Regions from separate parts of the Mus musculus genome. Here region 1 is linked to region 2. Evidence: chromatin contacts called from ENCODE Hi-C data. All regions are on one chromosome and are shown on one strand. The core of a region is the stretch at or near the end of the contact, and the rest is flanking DNA. Distances in the headings are between cores, read along the strand shown. Region 1 holds the start of Hsf1 (heat shock factor 1). Region 2 overlaps Plec (plectin).

Evidence for each region. Hi-C counts contacts between places; a loop is a spot of excess contacts on that map.
Region 1: a map of T-helper 2 cell shows a loop between it and region 2 (2.5-fold over the local background). The contact joins the promoter of Hsf1 here to the enhancer-like site in region 2. A Hi-C loop is called at or near these places in 1 of 37 maps with a recorded cell type or tissue (T-helper 2 cell).

What each region holds. Positions count from the first base shown.
Region 1 is chr15:76,474,846-76,478,699 of GRCm38, reverse strand. Hsf1 (heat shock factor 1) reads right to left here and starts at 1,338. Exons shown (of 13, transcript NM_001331154.1): 1 at 983-1,338. The coding sequence starts at 1,099. Bop1 (block of proliferation 1) reads left to right here and starts at 1,451. Exons shown (of 16, transcript NM_013481.2): 1 at 1,451-1,571; 2 at 3,779-3,854. The coding sequence starts at 1,479.
Region 2 is chr15:76,188,131-76,191,733 of GRCm38, reverse strand. It overlaps Plec (plectin), which reads left to right. Exons shown (of 33, transcript NM_001163540.1): 8 at 199-314; 9 at 386-492; 10 at 598-717; 11 at 790-885; 12 at 1,148-1,275; 13 at 1,539-1,632; 14 at 2,323-2,477; 15 at 2,554-2,863; 16 at 2,949-3,026; 17 at 3,109-3,270; 18 at 3,457-3,561. Among named protein-coding and RNA genes, the nearest start is that of Plec, 16 kb to the left of the region's middle. Within about 2 kb of position 1,818, at least 2 of the 3 ENCODE cell types and tissues checked have a DNase peak (open chromatin) inside an H3K27ac peak, as active enhancers do.

The DNA.
Region 1 (3,854 bases), core at 89-2,588, 290 kb before region 2:
TGAACTGAATATGGCATTCAGGAAAACAACGCGGCCCACGGATAGCCCATGGGATAATCACAAAGACCGTCTCGTGAAAAGTGAAGTTCCGTGCTTTCTAGTCTTCTCTTTATTCCCAAAACACCCTTTAGGCAGAGCAGAGTTTAAACAAACAGGCAACTGAGAGCCAGAAGCCTTGGCCTCCATCTGCCACCCAGGCCTTTTCTCCATTCTTGCCAGCTTAAGAAACTTGTGCGAGGGGGCAGTGCTCCGCAGAGACCGAGAGACCCGCCAGATTTGGCTTGCAGAAGGTCAAGGTGGTGGCACCTAGCCGCCTCCATCCCTCCAAAGGTTCCCATTGAATCAGGGTGGCCTGTCTTCAGGCCACCACCATCGGCTAGCTCTGCGCGCTCTGGCCCTCAGAATCCACATGTGAACAGCAGATTCTACTTTCCAACTTAACACAAACACGGAACGACCTCTGCAAGCCAGCCAGAGATGCAGGGCCAGCAGGGTGTGCGGTGTACACAGTCCGCTGCCAGGCAACAGAACAGGGTTCGACACGGCCCTTGGAGGGCCGGGCAAAACTGCTCTGGCGTCTGGAGACTATCGGGGCTGAGCTTAGGCTCCACATCCTCCTATTCTCGCTCTTCTCTCATGCATTCCTTAGGCCTTCCACTTATTCTGAATGATTGCCTAAAAAGCAGAAACGCAGACGGACTCTGGGAACTATTTCTCTGTGAGCAAAGACCCTGTACTGGAAGCCCCGTCCTTATTGTCCGGGTGAAATGTAGGATGATTTGGGGTCTCGGCCTACTCTCCGTGAGTGGCTCTGGGGGCGGGGCGCACTTCCTCCCCAGACAGCGGCGTCCTCCCTCTAGGATGCCAGGATGGCTGAACCCGGGCGAGCCCGACTAACTCGCAGGCCGCTTTCTCCGAAGCAGGTCCCCTCCCGCCACAGGACCCTCCCTCGAAGGCCGCTCCGGCCCATGCCAGCTCCTACCGGGCTCCAGCAGATGAGCGCGTCTGTGTCCGGGTCGCTCACGAGGGTCCACAGCTTGGTTAGGAAGGCCGGGACGTTGCTGGGCCCCGCTGCACCGGGGCCCACGGCCAGATCCATCTCGGACGAAAGCAGGCAGAGGCTGGGGTGGCCTTTTAGAAGAGTGGCTGAAGGCTGAGCTAGTGTCGTCGCTGCCCCTGCCGTCCGGGCCGCTCCGCCGCCCGCTGCGCACACACAGCAAGGCCTCGCATGGCCGCAGCCATCTTGCGACCGGCGCGCTCTCGCTAGGGCCAGACCTGTAGCCTCTGTGCGCAGGCGCCGTGATCTCCCCTGCCTACTTTGCCGGCCCAGCCCTTGCGCCGCACCCTACGCCTGCGCAAGATGGCTTCACCCGGGCTGCTCACCAATCAGAGCCTGGTAGGGCGGAGCCTGGCTGGGGGCACACGAGGCGCTCCCGCTGCCGGAAGCGGCAGTAGATCGGTAGCCGGCGCGGCGCAGCATGGCGGGGGCGTGTGGTAAGCCCCACATGTCACCGGCATCGCTGCCGGGGAAACGACGTTTGGAACCTGATCAGGAGCTGCAGATACAAGAGGTAACTTCCAAGTAGCGGACAGCATCCCTCTGGGAACCATGCAGGCACTTGGCAAGACCAGGGAGGCCGGGCCGTGGCGCAGCGTGTAGTGTCGTGTGGGTCGCCTAGAGCCTGATCGTCCAGTCTGGGCTGTTATTTTGGAACTCTCAGCAGAACATTACTTGCGCCGAGGGGCGCTGGAACCCGGGGGATAGTTCTGTGGCTTGAACCGTGTTAAGGGAGAGACCTTTAAGAGTCCCCTCACCATAGTCTCTGGACCTTCCATCTGTGCTTCCTGTCCTGGGAAAGGTTGTAATTGCGCTCGTGCTGTGCTACCAAGCCAGCATGTCAGGTGTGTTGTGAATCAAAAGAGGACTTGAGATTATGGAAGTCTGATTGGAACCCAGGGCATCCAGAACTGGTTGTCATGGAACCATTGCTAGTCCATGTTGCTAAGCTCAGTAGGCTTGCTACATTCATCAAATGTAGGTGGTAGAAGGCATGCACAGCTGACTCCACTGAATTGGATCCTCAAAGTTCTCAACTTTCCTAATGCTGTGGCCCTTTTAATACGGTTCCTCGTGTTGCGGTGATTTCCCAACTACAAAATCATTTTCGCTGCTACTTCATAACTGTAATTTTGCCGGGTGGTGGTGGCACACGCCTTTAATCCCAGCACTTGGGAGGCAGAGGCAGGTGGATTTCTGAGTTCGAGGCCAGTCTGGTCTACAAAGTGAGTGCCAGGACAGCCAGGGCTACACAGAGAAACCCTGTCTCGAAAAAACCAAAAAGAAAACATAACTGTAATTTTGCTACTGTTATGAATCGTAATTATTTGATATGCAGGATAGTCTATGAAAGGGTTGCTCGCCCCAGAGGGATTGTGACCCACTGGTTGAGAACCACTACGTAAGTTGTCCCTTTGTTTTATGAAACGCCCCTAAGCTTTTCCCTCTGTGTAGTTCTAGGCAGTAAGCCTTTAATAGTCAGTTGTTTATGCCCTAACTGCGTGCAGTACTTTTACTTGTTAGTATGACAAGTAGCGTAGTTTTAGAGATGTCAATAATAAGAGAATGTCAGTGTGACATCTATGGAAACTCAGGTGATCACTGTGATGATTGGCAGCGAAGGCCACTCAGGTAGACAAGAACTAGCCAGCGGCATTGGCACCCATCTTTAATCCCAGCACTCAGAAGACAGAGACAGATGACCTCCGTTAGTTCGAGGTCAGCTTGGTCTACAGTGTGAGTACTAGGTGCAGTCACATGCTTCCTCCAGTGTTCAAGTACTTGTTCAACTTTTGGAGGTCAGTGATAGAAAACTGTTCACAATGCTTGAATGTCTTATTGTGTTCGTTGTAAAGTGGCCTCTAGGGCTGTACTCACAGGATTCTCTGTTCAAAAAAAAAAAAAAAAAGACAGCAGATGGTTTGTTTGTCTGGCACTGGGATGAAACACCAAGACCAAGGCACCTTATCAAAGGAAGAGCTTACTTGGAAGCTTGCTTGCAGTTTTAGCGGGTTGGTCCTTGACCACCATGGCAGAGAGTATTGTGCTGGAGCAGCAATTAAGAGCTTCTCTTATATCTTGATGAGCTGGGAGAGAGGAAGAGGGAGGGATTCTAGGCTTGATGTGGATTTTTGAAGCCTCAGAGCCCACGCCCAGTGACCTACCAACGCCTCCTAATTTTTCTTCAGCAATCCATCCCCTGGGAACCAAACATTCAAATGTATGAGCGTATAGGGGGGTGGGGGGCTCTTGTCATTCAAACCAACACATAGGCTTATCTTGCTAATCTTCAGCTTTCCGACTTGTCCGTCAGGGCTTGGTCCTGGTCGTCAGGGTAAAGAAGCCTCCTGTTGCAGCTGGTCAGAGCCTCCAGGGAGTTCTAATCCCCCCCAGGCCCAGGGTCCCATTCCAAGCTGGTGTCAGTTTCAGGACCCTTAGGTGACAGTAGGGTGTGGAGTGTGTCCGTGGAGGAAACTTGGTTTTGGTGGCACAGTGAGAAGAAACTGATCCCCACAAAGCCAGTGTGTTCTTGAAAGGTTCCCTCTGTTTGTTGCACGGCTCTGGGGACTGGTGTGTCTGCTCCGAGGGCAGGTTCTGTCCACAGAGGCAGGAGAGGAGGAGGGTTCCAGGCCGGGTGAGTGGTTTCGGCGCAGACGGAAGTGTGTGACCAGAGGCACCTGCTTCCAGGTGGCAGTTATTAAACCCTCTGATTCCTTGCAGCCTCCTCTCCTCAGCGATCCTGACTCCAGTCTCTCTGACAGCGAGGAGAGTGTGTTTTCAGGCCTCGAAGATTTGG
Region 2 (3,603 bases), core at 569-3,068:
AGCCAGGGTTACAAAGAAGACCCTGCCTCAAAACCACAACAACCCCCCAACCCAAAACAAAAATCAACTCCCTCAGGGCAGGATTGGAGATGTTAGGGAAGTAAGAGGGTATGGGCTCTGTTTGCTAGGATGTACGAAGGAACGTTTATGTAGCCCTGCTCAGTGGGTGTCTCTGTTATCATCCCAACTTGTCCACAGGCCCATGCTCATAGATATGAATAAAGTGTATCGACAGACCAACCTGGAGAACCTAGACCAGGCATTCTCGGTGGCAGAGCGGGACCTGGGAGTTACACGGCTCCTGGACCCAGAAGGTACGATCCGCTGGCTTTCCCCATCTTCACCCTTGCTGCCTGGACCCCACTGAGCCAACCTCTCCCTGCAGATGTGGACGTCCCTCAGCCTGATGAAAAGTCCATCATCACCTATGTTTCATCCCTGTACGATGCTATGCCCCGCGTGCCTGGTGCACAGGACGGAGTGAGGGCCAATGTAAGTGGGTGGACGGGTGCCCTTGACGGGTGTCCCTGACTGACGGTGCATAGTGTACTAGATCCCGAGACCCTGAAGGTTGCTCACTCAGGCCTTTGCTCCTAGGAGCTGCAGCTTCGTTGGCAGGAGTACCGGGAGCTTGTGTTGCTGCTGCTGCAATGGATCCGGCACCACACCGCTGCTTTTGAGGAGCGCAAGTTCCCCTCCAGCTTTGAAGAGATTGAGGTAGGCCTGCCTACTTGGGCTGGCATCCTTGGATTGTCTTGGTGTAGCTGCTGACACCCCTTGCCTCTACAGATCCTATGGTGCCAGTTTTTGAAGTTCAAGGAGACAGAACTTCCTGCCAAGGAGGCAGACAAAAACCGGTCCAAAGTTATCTACCAGTCTTTGGAGGTAAAGTGAGGTGCTTCTAAGGGGAGTGAGTGGGGTGTCTTCTGGTTTGGGGACAGCTGGGGGGTATGAGGGTCATGTATTCCCTAGGTAGATAAATCGAGACGTCTGAGCCCCAGAATTCAATGCCTCTGTAGTATGGCTTGCTCTTGCCTATCCCTAGTGCTTAGGAGCCAAAGTTATGCCAGGTTGTGGAGAAGCTGAGGGGCACAGCATCCAGGATTCCCTGTGTCCAGTTTAGGCCTGAGCTTGCCCCTCTTCACAGGGGGCAGTACAAGCGGGCCAGCTCAAGATTCCCCCTGGCTACCACCCACTAGATGTGGAGAAGGAGTGGGGCAAGCTGCATGTGGCCATCCTGGAGCGGGAGAAGCAACTGCGAAGCGAGTTTGAGAGGTGGGCCATGTGGAGGGTGGCAGGCGGTGCGGGAGACAGCGGGCGGGTGGGGCCCTGTGGTGGCAGGGGAACCACCCTAGGGTGAGTCACTGCCTGAGGAGGAAACCCCCCCACACCCGACCAAGCTTCGGTGTTTGGGGCCAGCGGGACAGTACGCCCGAGGCAGGCTGAGAGGCCAGAGCAGAGGGGAGCTCCTCTGACGCTGCAGTGTGGGGGGCCCCTGAGTGACTCCCTGTGGGGCTCTGCCGTGATCTGGTCCATAGGCTGGAGTGTCTTCAGCGCATTGTGAGCAAGCTACAGATGGAGGCTGGGCTGTGTGAGGAGCAGCTGAACCAGGCGGACGCCCTACTGCAGTCGGTGAGGGAGAGAAGAGAGGCGGGGCAAGGGGTAGGGTGGGCACCCCTCCAGGCCTGAGGGAGGTAGGAGGAGCATCGGGCTGCTTACTCTGCAGCCAGGGTTGTGGCCTGCTGGGCTACAGGCCCAGGGTGTGGCACTAGGGCGGGAAAACCGGGCCCTTTTGGTCTGCTGCCAACCCTGACCTCCTTTTGTGAGCAGAACTGGCCTCTGGCCACCAGGCAGGACTGTCTGCCTCCCTGCTTCATTCCAGCGTGGCCCTCATCCCCTCCTTCCTCAGAGAGTAGGGAGTAGGGAGACCCCAGCCTCATGGCTAGATGAGGGCTTTGGGGTCCATAAGGCACAGGGCTGTGTGAGCCTGGGTGGGAGAAGTTATGTGGTAGGTGATGGAGCTTGAGGCACAGAGTCTCCTGTGAACAAAGCTGGGACAGTCTCTGTCCTTGGACCTAGTGGGAATCTTTTGAACAGGATCCTGAGTCCCGGGAGAACTGATACAGATTAGTCTAGAAGCGTGCTAGGAAGATGTGTGGGCTCACTGGGAGGGAAAGGAGTGAATGAGAATCCAAGGCTGTGAGCCACACGGGACCTTGATTTTTAGGCTGGGGGAAGGGGTGAAGGGGCAGCGTTGGTTGAGAACCCTAGGCAGTGAGTAGGAGAGTTAGCCAGGCCAAGTCACTCAGGACGGTCTTGCAGGATATTCGGCTGCTGGCCTCAGGCAAGGTGGCTCAGCGAGCTGGGGAAGTCGAGAGAGACCTGGACAAGGCTGATGGTATGATCCGGCTGTTGTTCAATGATGTGCAGACCCTTAAAGATGGGCGGCATCCACAGGGTGAACAGATGTACCGGAGGTATGTACCTTACCTGGGAAGGCTGGGTTAGGAGGTCTGAGACCCGCCTGACCTCCCAACTCCTGTGCTTCCTCAGGGTGTATCGTCTGCATGAGCGCCTGGTAGCCATCCGCACTGAGTACAACCTCCGGCTGAAGGCAGGAGTGGGTGCCCCTGTGACCCAGGTGACCCTGCAGAGTACACAGAGGCGCCCAGAGCTAGAGGACTCCACACTGCGCTACCTGCAAGACCTGCTGGCCTGGGTAGAGGAGAACCAGCGTCGAATAGACAGTGCTGAGTGGGGCGTGGACTTGCCCAGTGTGGAGGCCCAGCTGGGCAGCCACCGAGGCATGCATCAGTCTATAGAGGAATTTCGGGCCAAGATCGAGCGGGCTCGGAATGATGAGGTAAGCGGTATGCCTGAGGGAGGCAGTGGCTGTGCGCTAGGCCCAGGCCACTGCAGACCTGACTACCCACTGATCTCTCCTGCAGAGCCAGCTCTCCCCTGCCACCCGGGGTGCCTACCGGGACTGCCTAGGTCGCCTAGACCTGCAGTATGCAAAGCTGCTGGTGAGTGGGGACTGCAAGCGGCTAGGAGGGGCTGGGAGGGGTAGGCAGCCGCAGTCACTGACTAATTCTTTCCTCCTTAAAGAACTCCTCCAAGGCCCGCCTCCGGTCCCTGGAGAGCTTGCACGGGTTTGTGGCGGCAGCTACCAAGGAGCTGATGTGGCTGAATGAGAAAGAAGAGGAGGAAGTGGGCTTTGATTGGAGTGACCGCAATACCAACATGGCAGCCAAGAAAGAAAGTTACTCGGTAAGGCAGCGTTTCCTCCTTAGGATGTCCTCCCTCTCCCTTCCCACTCACACCCACCCATACTGTTCCCCAAGGCTGGGAGTCCCTTGAGTTCAGCCCCAGGGCTCTGAGAAGATGGGCCTGGGACTTGGACGGCATGGGCAGTGTCCCTGAGACTGTCCCTGAGACTCTCCTCCCTTCTGTCAGGCCCTGATGCGAGAACTGGAAATGAAGGAAAAGAAAATCAAGGAGATCCAGAACACAGGGGACAGGCTGCTGCGGGAAGACCATCCTGCCCGGCCCACGGTGGAGGTGGGGGCACAGCGGCAGGGAGCCCTAGGAGCACCTGTGGGG